Regions from separate parts of the Homo sapiens genome. Here regions 2 and 3 are each linked to region 1. Evidence: chromatin contacts called from ENCODE Hi-C or POLR2A ChIA-PET data. All regions are on one chromosome and are shown on one strand. Each heading gives the region's core, a stretch centred on a gene start or an enhancer-like site at or near the end of the contact. The rest is flanking DNA. Distances are from core to core; before and after follow the strand shown.

The links. A loop is a pair of places that touch in the nucleus more often than their neighbours do. ChIA-PET counts read pairs that join two places held with the same protein, here RNA polymerase II (POLR2A). Pooled maps may share reads with other maps.
Region 2: a map of GM13977 shows a loop between it and region 1 (2.1-fold over the local background). The contact joins the promoter of SLC15A2 here to the enhancer-like site in region 1. A Hi-C loop is called at or near these places in 3 of 168 maps with a recorded cell type or tissue (GM13977, HepG2 and PC-3) and 3 of 50 pooled maps.
Region 3: a pooled map shows a loop between it and region 1 (2.8-fold over the local background). The contact joins the promoter of CD86 here to the enhancer-like site in region 1. A Hi-C loop is called at or near these places in 5 of 168 maps with a recorded cell type or tissue (B cell, CD14-positive monocyte, GM12878 and 1 more), 8 of 37 single-sample maps with no recorded cell type and 12 of 50 pooled maps. POLR2A ChIA-PET finds 5 or more read pairs at or near these places in 3 of 52 experiments (GM12878, OCI-LY7 and activated B cell).

The regions. Positions count from the first base shown.
Region 1 is chr3:121,977,625-121,982,053 of GRCh38, reverse strand. No RefSeq gene overlaps it. Among named protein-coding and RNA genes, the nearest start is that of ILDR1, 42 kb to the left of the region's middle. Within about 2 kb of position 2,618, at least 3 of the 41 ENCODE cell types and tissues checked have a DNase peak (open chromatin) inside an H3K27ac peak, as active enhancers do; they include PC-3, where a contact is called at or near this core.
Region 2 is chr3:121,892,364-121,896,792 of GRCh38, reverse strand. SLC15A2 (solute carrier family 15 member 2) reads right to left here and starts at 2,392. Exons shown (of 22, transcript NM_021082.4): 1 at 2,212-2,392; 2 at 300-387. The coding sequence starts at 2,316. RefSeq lists enhancers at 2,900-3,432, 3,433-3,966.
Region 3 is chr3:122,053,429-122,057,857 of GRCh38, reverse strand. It overlaps CD86 (CD86 molecule), which reads right to left and starts at 2,496. Exons shown (of 7, transcript NM_175862.5): 1 at 2,355-2,496. The coding sequence starts at 2,368. It also overlaps a transcript of ILDR1 not described here.

The sequences.
Region 1 (4,429 bases), core at 1,369-3,868:
AGTCCTTAGATATGACACCAATAGCATAATCCTTAAAAGAAAAAATGTATAAATTGAATTTCATCAAAATGTAAAACTTTTTTATTTCAAAAGAACACCATTAAGAAAACAAAATACAAACTACAACCTTAGAGAACATATTTGCAAATCATATTTCTGATAAAGTACTTCTAACCAGAATATATCAGGAGGGCTTACAACTCAATAATAAGACAAACCCAACTTGTTTTAAATGGGCAACGTTTAAATAGAGACTTCATCAAAGAAGATATAAAAATTTCCAACAAGCACATGAAAAGATGATATACATCTTAGGGAAATGCAAATTAAAACCACAGTGAGATACCACTTCATAGCCACCAGAATGGTGAGTTAGTCGGCTAGGGTTGCCATAACAAAATATCACAGACTGGGTGGCTTAACAGAAATTTACTTCTCACAGTTCTGGAGACTGGAAGTCCAAGATTAAGGTGCCTGCAGATTTGGTTTCTCCTGAGGCCTCTTTTCCTTGGCTTGCAGATGGTAGCCTTCTCACTTTCTCTCTCATATGTCCTGATCTTTTCTTTCTAGGACACCAGTCAGATTGGAGTAGGACATACCCTAAATATCCTCATTTTAACTTAATGCCCTCCTTAAAAGACTTATTTCCAAATATAGTTACATTCTGAGGTACTGAGGGGTTAGTGCTTCAACATATGAATTTGGGGGACAGGGACACAATTCACTCCATGATGTGGTAGGCATATCCATGGACTTCCGTAATAAAAGGGAATAAATTACTGACTTGCTGCAACACGGATGAGTTCAAAAACATTATACTAAAGAAAAGAAGCCAGATACAAAAACCACATATGAGGTGATTCTATTTGTACGAAATGTCCAGAAAAGGCAAATCTACAGAGACAGAAAGTAAATTAGTGGTTGCCCAGCACTGGAGTGGGAATAGAGATGGTAAGTGAACATGAGGGTTATTTTCAGAGTGATAGAAATGTTCTAAAATTGGTTGTTATTATGATCAAACAACCTTGTAAATTTACTAAAAATTGTTAACTTGTACAATCATAAGAAGTGAATTTTCTGATTTGTATATTACACCTCAATGAAAATTTTAAGCATAGTAAATGAACATCATTCCAAGTATTTTTTTCTCTGCTTATACAGAATGAGAGCAATAGATAACCTTTTAAAATGTGTTCATATGAATGCTACTAATTTTAGTCAAAAAAAAACCAAAAAACTTTTGCTGGCTGTAGTGGCTCACACCTGTAATCCCAGCACTTTGGGGGCCAGAGGTCGGGGGATTACTTGAGCTCAGGAATTACAGACTAGCCTCAGCAACATAGCAAGACCTCGTATCTACTAACAATAAAAATTTTTAAAAATTAGCCAATCACGGTGGCATGTGCTTGTACTCCCAGCTACTTGGGAGGCTGAGGTGGGAGGATCGCTTGAGCCTAGGAGGTCAAGGCTGCAGTGAGCTATGACCGTGTCACTGCACTCCAGCCTGGGCAACAGATTGAGACCTTGTCTAAGAAAAATAAAAAATAAAACCTGTTTTGCTGGATTTTAACAGAAGAAAAGTAAATTGAAGGGAAACTAGAGGAATTGTTAAACTTTAAATCTTTCATTTCAAGAGATTTTATTTCTTAAGGAACCCTCCTAGATTATGAAAGAAGACAAAGGAAAACATGATGAAGTTAGAATCATTGTACTTTAAACCCTCAGGTTTCAAATGGACTTCCTGGTATTGAAAATGAAAATACTGGCACTCTCACACTTCCTCTAATATTACACCTCTGCATCTCTCAACTTAGTTTTGTTGTTACAGTAAACAAAACTAGTTATGTTTATTTTAGAAAACCCAAAAAAGATAATTTTTATTCAAAGTTATTTTCCAACTTCCACAGAAGGGGAACAAAGAATTCTGATGGTCATCTTAAAAATCAAAGCTATTCTGATCTTTTAGGATTCTGCAGAAAAAAAAGCTGCACTTTTTTGTGGGAGTTTTTATAGAGGACAGTGTTCATAGAGTTCACTTGAAGTTCAGATACATACATACATGAACTAGCCAAGCCTTCAGATTTATTTTAATCATCTCAAACATATTTCACAATTTTTGACAAATATAAAGGCTTACATTTCAGATGAGTCAGACAGTTTAACAGCACCAGAGCCTTAATTTCTTTAGCTTGAATGAAAGGAAAGTAGGCAGAGAAATATAGTAGTAGGTAAAGATAGAGCATTGTCAAGTTTTATATTACTGGAAACCTCATCTGAACCTGAGGTTAGTAAATATAATCTGTATAAGTCTGTTTTCATGCTGCTGATAAAGATATACCTGAGACTGGGCAATTTACAAAAGAAAGAGGTTTAATTGGACTTACAGTTCCACATGGCTGGGGAAGCCTCACAATCATGGCAGAAAGCAAGGAGGAGCAGGTCACATCTTATGTGGATGGCAGCAGGCAAAGAGAGCAGTGCAGGGGAACACCCATTTTAAAACCATCACATTTCGTGCAACTCATTCACTATCATGAGAACAGCACAGGAAAGACCTGCCCCCATGATTCAATCACCTCCCACCTGGTCCTTCTCAAAACATGTGGGAATTCAAGACAGAGATTTGGGCGGGGCCACAGCCAAACTGTATCATTCTGCCCCTGGCCCTTCTGAAATCTCATGTCCTCACATTTCAAAATCAGTCATGCCTTCCCATCAGTCCCCCAAAATCTCAGCTCATTTCAGCATTAACCCAGAAGTCCAAGTTTAAAGTCCCATCTAGACAAGGCAGGTCCCTTCACCTATGAGCCTGTAAAATCAAAAGCAAGTTAGTTACTTCCTAGATACAATGGAGATACAGGCATTAGGTAAATACAGCCATTCCAAATGGGAGAAATTGGCTAAAACAAAGGAGTACAGGCCCCATGCAAGTCTGAAATCCAGCCGAGCAGTCAAATCTTAAAGTTCTAAAATGATCTCCTTTAACTCCACGTCTTGCATCCAGGTCACACTGATGCAAGAGATGGGTTCCCATGGTCTTGGGCAGCTCCACCCCTGTGGCTTTGCAGGATACAGCCCCCCTCCTAGCTGATTTCATGGGCTGGCATTGAGTGCCTGTGGCTTTTCCAGGTGCATGGTGCAAGCTGTCAGTGGATCTACCATTCTGGGGTCTAGAGGACAGTGGCCCTCTTCTCACAGCTCCACTAGGCAGTGCCTCAGTAGGGACTCTTTGTGGGGGCTCCAACCCCACATTTCCCTTTTGCACTGCCCTAGCAGAGGTTCTGCATGAGGGCCTTGCCCCTGCAGCAAACTTTTGCCTGGGCATCCAGACATTTCCATACATCTTCTGAAACCTAGGCAGAGGTTCCCAAACCTCAATTCTTGACTTCTGTGCACCCACATGCCCAATACCACATGGAAGCTGTCAAGGCTTGGGCTTGCACCCTCTGAAGCCATGGCCTGAGCTCTAAGTTGGCCCCTTTCAACCACAGCTGGAGCAGCTGGGACACAGGCCACCAAGTCCTTAGACTGCACACAGCATGGGGACCCTGGGCCCCGGCCCACAAAACCACTTTTTCCTCCTGGGCCTCCATGTCTGTGATGGGAGGGGCTGCCATGAAGGTCTCTGACATGGCCAGGAGAGATTTTCCCCATAGTCTTGGGGATTAACATTAGGCTCCTTGCTACTTATGCAAATTTCTGCAACCGGCTTGAATTTCTCCCCAGAAATTGGTTTTTTAAAAATTTTCTATTGCATAGTCAGGCTGCGAATTTTCCAAACTTTTATGCTCTGCTTCCCTTATAAAACTGAATGCCTTTAACAGCACCCAAGTCACCTCTTGAATTCTTTGCTGCTTAGAAATTTCTTCTTCCAGATACCCTAAATCATCTCTCTCAAGTTGAAAGTTCCACAAATCTTTAGGGCAGTGGCAAAATGCCGCCAGTCTCTGTGCTAAAACATAACAAGAGTCACCTTTGCTCCAGTTCCCAACAAATTCCTTATCTCTATCTAGACCACCTCAGCCTGGACCTTATTGTTCATATCATTATAGGTATTTTTCTTAAAGCCATTCAACAAGTCTCTAGGAAGCTCCAAATTTTCCCACATTTTCCTGTCTTCTTCTGAGCTCTCCAAACTGTTCCAACCTCTGCCTGTTACCCAGTTCAAAAGTTACTTCCACACTTTTGGATATCTTTTCAGCAACTCTACTGGTACCAATTTACTGTATTAGTCCGTTTTCATGCTGCCGATAAATACATACCCAAGACTGGGCAATTTACAAAAGAAAGAGGTTTAATTGGACTTACGGTTCCACATGGCTGGGGCAGCCTCACAATCATGGCAGAAAGCAAGGAGGAGCAGGTCACATCTTATGTAAATGGCAGCAGGCAAAGAGAGAGCTGTGCAGGGGAACGCCCCTTTTTAAAA
Region 2 (4,429 bases), core at 1,143-3,642, 85 kb after region 1:
TTCAGCCTCCCAAGTAGTGGCGACTACAGGCACATGCCATCATGCCCAGCTCCACCCACTTACCCATTCTCAAAGTCTATGTTCTGGTTTGTCTCAGGCCTTTCTGATCTTGGCCTACATATTAGGTGAAATCCTATGAGAGATTTATTGGAAGTCTTGGCCAAAGTAAAGGACCAATTTGGACCAAGGCAGAAAGAGTGGACTCGGGAAATAAGTGCATATAAAGAGACCAGGCTGTCACAAACATGGGGTGAGGGTGGGTGGAGGAGAGTAGGTAGGACTCTTGGACACAAAATTACCTTTCATTCCATAATAGGAAAAGCGCTCGCAGAATTCATTCACCACAATGAAGGCAATGCTCAGTGGATAGTTGGAGCCACAGATTGTCTATTCAACAAGAAGGCAATGATTCAAGCATGAGCTGTTTTTCCCTGTTTCAACAATTAGATTTCTTCAAAACTGAAAAATTCATTTATTTCAAATCATCTTGGTAGGTAATGGAGCAATGGTCTCTACTCTTCATGACACACCTATTAGGTAACACTAAAAGTGCTTATATTACTGATTTAGAAATAATAGAAGCTACTCTGAATATTATTTTGTTTCTTATTTATTTTACATGGACTTGCTCAAATATTCCTTGGACCTGCTCATCTTCCCACAACTACTAAATGAAAAGCCTAGGGCTCTGGGGCAGAAGAATGGTGATATTTACTTCCTAGGAACAGAATAAAGAGGTAGCCTATGGAATACCTGATATCCAAGCAGTGAGATTCAGATGTCAGTCTCTGCTTAGCCCCACTATGGGGACTCTTGTCCCCAGCTGTTCTGTTTGCCATGCTGGGAGGAATCCTGGCAATATGATAGCTTCTACTTCAGAGGCTGCTGGAGTCAGGCACAGAGCCCAACATGGAGGACAGAGATTCCTAAGGGTAAGCTAATTGATCACCTTGACTTTAGGCAGAGTTCTTAAATCCTGTAAAATTAAATGTCTACTCTTCCTACTAAAGAGATTCTATAACATTTTCATGATAATCCTACTGGACATTAAAAGAATTATGCTTTTCATGTAATATATCAGTCAGAATATAAGGAATGTTATGTTTTATTTTAATTCCCTATCTATTACAATAGACCAACTAACATGAGAAGAGACATAGAGGTATCTGTCCTCAGTACAGTCAAATCTTGTAAGATTTATATTGCCTCATTTCATGAGAAGTATATACATCTTTGCAAGTAGCCCTAAATTCTTTGGGACCAGAAGAGATATCATTAACTAAAAAAATAGGCAAAATAATAAAGTAATGTATTATTCTTTTAACCCTAGGGATATATATAAATGATCCTCCTAAATATTAATATATTTTAATGTTTTATAATAGCTTGTTTGAAACATACAATGAACTGGGCTTCTTACCTTTGCAGCTCACAGCTTGAGAATTATGCAATCTGGAGTTTAGCCGACACACTGTTAGCTAGTTAGGCAACACTGCCACTGGCTGTGTTAACATACTGATACTGGCATTGTCACTACACCTGTCTCAAAACCTCTGTTCTGTTATTCCAAAGAAATGAGAATAACATCACCTTTTGGCCCACTGTAAGAACTCAGTAAATTTTGGCTATCATTACTATATCCTCCCCACTTACAGAATTTTAGTGTAAGAATTGACTGAGATGATGAGTTTAGAAGTGCTTTAGCGAGTATATAAATGCAAAACATTACTATTCTCTGTTTCTCTGTCCTATCTCCCACAGTAAACTGGGAACACATAGTAACAGAAATTGGATCTATTCTGAAACTTCCATTGGTGTTCAGCAGAAGACTCTGCACACAGGGAGAACTAAGGGCAGAGTTTTTATATTGGTAAAGAAAGAACAATCACACACAGTTCTTCAGACAAGAATGCTTGCCAAGTTTCCCTGGACATTCGAATTGCTTTTTTCCCCCAGGGAAACAGAATATGCAATGAAATTCAGCAAGTCCCTGGATCCCAACTGAAGAACTTTGACTACCTCTTCCTGCTGCTTTGTCTTCTTATGTAAAGGAAGCTTCTGTTTAGATTTGGTTTCAGGTGAATTCTAAATCCAAGAGAGAAGCATTTTAATACCCTAATACAGCTCAGCTGGAAGCTCCAGAGCCCAAGGAAGAGAGCCAAAAGAGGGAGGCCATTCCTCTCAGAGGCAGGATTGAATCTAAGGACTCACCGGAGATGGCTTCTTTGGAGGGCTAGGTGGTCGAGGTGGTACCTCTTCAATGGAGACAGGTGAAAAAAGAGTTTCCTTGGACTCATTTTTCTGGAAAGGATTCATGGCTGGCTCCTTACTCTCTCTCTCTCCTCAAGCATTTGGCTTTAGTAGGCAGTTAGGACAGCTGCCAGCCTACTCTGAAAAGAAGGACTGGGAGGGGGAGCTGGTGGCTTCAGCAACTCAGTTTAACTCTGTGGGTGTCAGCTTCAATAGCTTCCTGATCCAGAGCAAAGCAGGAAGCTATAGTTAAAAAGAATGTGTAAAAGTACAGCACAGCAAAGTGAAAACATGCCAAAGACAGAATGAAACAATGCTAGAGAACTGATTAGAAAGTCTATGTTTAAGAAAGATTATCTTTGCAAAGGAGTAGAAGATAGTTAAGAACACAACACCTCGAGCACAGATTGAAAAACTGATTCCATGGTCAGGCGCGGTGGTTCACGCATATAATCCTAGCACTTTGGAAGGCCCAGGCAGGCGGATCGTTTTAGGTCAGCAGCCTGGCCCACATGGTGAAACCCCGTCTCTACTAAAAATACAAAAAAAAAATTAGCTGGGTGTGGTGGCGGGCGCCTATAATCCCAGCTACTCAGGAGGCTAAGGCAGAAGAATCACTTGAACCTGGGAGGCGGAGGTTGCGGTGAGCTGAGATTGCACCATTGCACTCCAGCCTGGGCAACAAGAGCGAAACTCCATTTCCAAAAAAAAAAAAAAAGAAAAACTGATTTCAGGGTAACAATAGCTGTAATTTATTGAACATCTACTATTGAAAGGTTAATATATATGAATTACATCTATGTTGTATATCTATAACATATATATTTATTCTAATTCATATTACTATCCCCATTTTATAGAAAGTAATGTTCCCAGAGGTTAAGAAATTTGTTCAAAGTACCTGTCCACTAAGTGGCAGATCTGGAATTTTCACTATGCCATGACAGCTGGGAAAAGTGGAGTTAGTGTCAGTCATTATTCAGGTATGGAGGTTACATAAATGGAATGTAGGAATGCAGAGGATTAAAATGCATTGGAGAAGGAAAGTCATCATAAAACTGAGTTTGGAAGATAAGAAAGATGGTGAGTTTTGGCTGGGTGCAGAGGCTTACGCCTGTAATCCCAACACTTTGGGAGGCCGAGGTGGGCTGATCACAGCTCAGGAGTTCAAGATTAGCCTGGCCAACATAGTGAAACCCCATCTCTACTAAAAATACAAAAATTAGCTGGGTGTGGTGGCACGCGCCTGTAGTCCCAGCTACTCAGGAGGCTGAGGCAGGAGAATCGTTTGAACCCAAGAGGCAGAGGTTGCAGTGAGCCGAGACCCCACCACTGCACTCCAGCCTGGGCGACGGAGCAAGACTTGAAAGAAAGAAAGAAAAGAAGGGAAAGAAAGGAAAGAAAGAAAGAAAAGAAGGGAAAGAAAGGAAAGAAAGAAAAGAAAAGAAAGGAAGGAAGGAAGGAGACTTTTGTTTTCAACATCATAAAAGTTCAGCTAGAAATAGCCTATAAGCAATTAAAGAGGTGGGGCTAAAGAAAATGAGAGAAAAGGATTGGTGATATACATTTGGGAACCATTGTTCTTCTTTGCTAAAGTCACTCCTTATATTTTCATTTTCTCACTTCAAGATTAATCTATTCTTTCATTTAATAAATAAAATTTAATTTGAGCAAAAATTGTGAACCAGTTACTTTCTAGGTACTGTTGTGAACACCATTTTCCTTAATTATACATTTAGTCCTTATCAGAAGAGGAACAAGAACAAACATCATAATGCTAGGTGCATTTTATGCTGTGTTATTTTTGTCAAGCCAAAGAAGTAAAAGGATAAGAAAAGAGCATGGTGCCCCTCTAGTTGTTTGTCAAAAGAAAAGGGAAAAGAAAGGCTAGAGAGCTATAAAAGAAATAAGAAAAATGAAGACTAAATCAACAAGGTCAGGCAACATCAGAATGAATTATTTTATTTGAAAATACAAGAGAGAAAACCTATAACTCTATCCCTCACAAAATTTTTACTTTAACTATTCAAATAATTTATTGACAAATAGGGCCAGGATAAACTGTCTTTTCCTCTCTAAACTTTAACTCAGACTTTGACCATATCTTCTCAGCTTCTATTACACCCCTCATTTCTACTGTCTCCCACCAACCTTTACCCAAAGAAGAGTCCAGCTTCAT
Region 3 (4,429 bases), core at 1,247-3,746, 76 kb before region 1:
TCACTTCTGTAAAATAAGGGAAGAGTGCTGCAGCCTGTTCTAAATATAAAATTCTATCAGAACATGCCTTTCAAGATCTAATGAGTTATGGGTAGAGTGGGTGTATTTTGAAGAGGATTCAAGAGATGAAGAAAGATAAATGCAAAGGGCTAAAGCCCTAACTATGGAATCTCACAACTTATAAATTATCACACATCACTAGATGGTTACTTCTCTGAAAAAAACCAGCTATTGTTTTTTTTAAATCTTAAATATTTAACTTTATTTTTCTGCCTACAGATGGGATTCAAATTGAAAAGCACACAGTAGAAAATACAAACTACCTATATTTCTGATTAATATTGTTTGTATACATGTATCATGTATAAAAGTGATAGCACTGTTCGTTCTGCATTTTTCCCCTTTAACTAAACACATTATGAATTGTTCTACAGTGGAATTTTAAATAATTACATGGTATTCCATTATGGATGTTCCATAATCATCCAATCACTTGTTTTTAAACACGTAAATTGTTTCTAAGATTTTCCTTATTAGAAACAATAGCAAGAAAAATATCCATCACTAAAACTTTACAAACATGTATTATTATATCTTAGAATAAATTCCTAAAAGGTGAATTGCTTGGTTAAAGGGCATATACATTTTAAAGGCTTTTGATATGTATCACTAGATTATTGTCCAGAAAGATGATATCACCACTAGTGCGCAACTAGGGTACAAATAATCCTCCCTTCTTAGCAAGATAGAGGGTTCTTGATTGCTTGCTTTTTAAAACTTAATATTTATCTCTTTGATAGAGAAAAAATGATACTTCACTGTTGTTTTAATTTGTATTTATTTCATCTCTTATGAGAACAGACATTGTTTAATGGCTATTACTGGTTCATGACCAATCTTCAGGCACTGTGAAACAAAAGGAATCTTAACAAGTTCAATATAGACAGCAGCCTATGGTTTTTTAGACCTCTGCAGACAGTGCTAGCATAATTAAGTAGTATCCCCTCTATGGTACCACAAAAATTATAAATTTTGAAATTCTTTTTTTCTTCATACAAGTATAACGCTTCAAAATTCCACTGGAGCAAAAGGAATCTTTACTGGAAAATTAAATTTTAATCTTCTGAAATAAAAGCAACAAAGCTTTTTCTCAAACCAGTAAGCACTGGGTAGATGAAAGTTACTTCGATTTTCAAAGAACAGTAATTATAAATACATAGTGACGGCCGGGTGCGCGGTGGCTCACGCCTGTAATCCCAGCACTTTGGGAGGCCGAGGTGGCCAGATCACAAGGTCAAGAGATCGAGACCATCCTGGCCAACATGGTGGACCCCGTCTCTACCAAAAATACAAAAATTAGCCGGGCGTGGTGGTGGGCGCCTGTAGTCCCAGCTACTCAGGAGACTGAGGAAGGAGAATCGTTTGAATCCGAGAGGCGGAGGTTGCAGTGAGCTGAGATTGCGCCACTGCACTCCAGCTTGGCGACAGAGCGAGACTCTGTTTCAAAAATAAATAATTAAAAATAAATAAATACATAGTGACTGGCGCCAGCTGCCACCACCCAAGAGAAGGGCGGGTGTGACTCCTTCCAGGAAGTCTCCACAGCATGGAGAAACCTTCTGGCGCACCACGAAGCGGGCAGGAAAGATTTTAGCTCTACCCCTTATGAATAGTGTGAACTTGGGCAAGTTTTTTAAGCCACAGTTACCCCATCTGTCAAAAAGAATGATGATGTCTTTCCAAAAGTCATTGTGAAGAATAAAATTCAATGAAATAGCACTAGTAAAGTACCCAGCACATCATGCATGTTCAATACATGGTAACTAATTTAATCACTCTACCTCCTTCCACTACCCAACCCTGCCCAGAATCTCCCATGGCCTGATTATGACATATTAACTGAGTTTTGCATTTTCTCCTTATACCTCTTTTTTCTCTTTCTTTTTCTTGATCTCTCTCCCTCTACCTTCTCTATCTCATTCCTCCACCCTCAGACCAAACTGACCCTGGTAGACAAAAAACATATTCCCTGTTATTTGTCATTCTTATGCAGATATTTTAAAAATTCCTGATTCTTCACTAAAATCAATGACTGTAACATTCAGTATTTGAATAACAGATTTACAAAACCAAAATTAGGCACCTAAAAATATATATAACTACCACCAATGAACTGCTTTGGGCATTGCAAATAATTCTTGCCTTTATGTGCCAAAGATCTTTTGTAGAAAAAGAAAGCTTCTCCACTTAGGAACTAAGTGAAGGACACACATCAAAGCACCATCTTCAACCTCAGCCTTTCACTGCAGTCACAACTCATAACTTCTCTGCAAAGAATAAGAATTATTACTCACCACTGGGGATCCATTTTGGCTGCTTCTGCTGTGACCTAATATCTGGAAATGACCCCACTCATCCGTGTGTCTGTGCTAGTCCCTGTTACAGCAGCAGAGAAGCAAAGCTTTCACCCTGTGCAAGCCTTCCTCGGCAATGACTGTATACCTACCCAGCTAACTTTCTTTAAGAGAAGCTGTTCCTCTTTTCTCTACAGATTTTGACCACACTTGAGGAAGAAATTTAACCCTTTCCTTGCAGTTTAAACTCATTGACGTAGGTCTATATGTATTAAAGAATATATAATTCAGTAGCTTGAGTTCCAGACATGACGTTAAGATGAGCCTGAATAAAAAATCTCCCCTCTTGAAATTCCCTCAAAAAACCTAGAAAATAAAATAATTAGAAAGAGAAAACAAACCTCCGCAGCAACAAAATAGAATAAAGAGGCATTCTACAGATTTTGATAAGATAATAAAAAGTGATTTATTGTGGATGTGGATTGGGAGTGAGTAGCCACCTAACCCTGCCAATTTCCACAACCAAAGTGTGGAGAGTTTCACTGAGCTGGGGTGGGGGGATGGGAGATGGGGAGATGTTCTGTAAGGACTGCATAACCAAGGAGGGCAGACAGAAGCTACTGCTTTTATTATTTCATTCCTACTATAGCCAAGGATTACATTGATGAAAGCGAATATTCTGAAACAGAAGTCTGAAAAAAAGGCAGCATTATAAAATTAATAGATGTCCCTAAGAGACAAACATAGAATTAATCAAGCAGAAACTATACTAGAAGATATTTCCTCGTATGAATTAAAATGGGCATCATCTAGAAACTCAAACTGTTTAGTGTATCAAAGCAAAAGTTATGAAAATCGATTCTCATCCAGACAAATCATTTTGAACATTTTAAATTCCAAAGGCAAAGCTAAAAACAAAATGAAAACAGAATGACTACAGAGAAACAAAAAACAACTTGGCATCTTACTCAACCCTAAATGGCAAAAAACAACAGAACAATATCTGCAGAATTTTGAATTAGCATTATCTACCTAGATAAGATGCCAGTTAAGTGTCAAGTCAATAGAAATATGTCACCAAGCAGGCAAGAAAACAACAACTGCAACAGAAATACCACCACCAAGACAGCCTTCCTAAATAAATTATTTAAGGATATATTCCAGAATAATAAATGAATTAAAATAGCCTTAAAATGGAGAAGCCATGGCTGAAAACACCAGTGCTGAGCTTTAAAGCAAGTTAAACATGGAGAAATAAGGCTAAATAATTATAAATTAGTTTAGACCAAAATGCTAAATAAGAAAAACTTATTAGAAGTAGATTACATATATTATTTCAAGGAAGTTTAAAAATAGCAGATGACATCACTGCTAACTAGAGCAAGGAAGCAAAATCAACACAATTATTAATCTTCAAATAAGAAGATAGAACAATGATTATTTTATCAACTTTGATAATTTCATCTGGATTTGAGAATTTTAAAAAATGAAGACAGCAATAATATAAGTTATCTATCTTCAAAATTATTGCAGAGCAGGAGTGCAAATAAAATAGTATTTATAACTACATAACACATCAGAAATAAGATGAGATAAAAAAATCCATGTAAACCTCATTTGTTATAAATATTAAATATTAAAGGTATGGGATGTCATTTTTCAGTTTCTTGGTAGCAGTGTACACACTCAAATTTCCATTTCTTGGTATCAATGCATACACTCAAATTTTTATTTAAGATAGCATAAGCATTTTCTCCTGTTATCATAAACTTTTTAGTAGTCATTAAATAGTACATTAATAGTACATCAAGTATACACTGTGAAAGCTGGCTGTAATGGCACATACCTGTAATCCTGGCTACTCAGGAGGCTGAGGTGGGAAGATTGCTTGAACCCAGGAGTTTGAGAACATCTTGGGCAACATAATGAGACCTTGTCTCATACACACAAAAAAGGTATATATTGTAGTAAAATTATCTTCCTAATATCAGACAGTTTTAGCTTTTAGTATTTTTATATTACAATTTTCTAATTAATATATTTAGTATATACATTTAGGAGTTTTTAGTATTTAT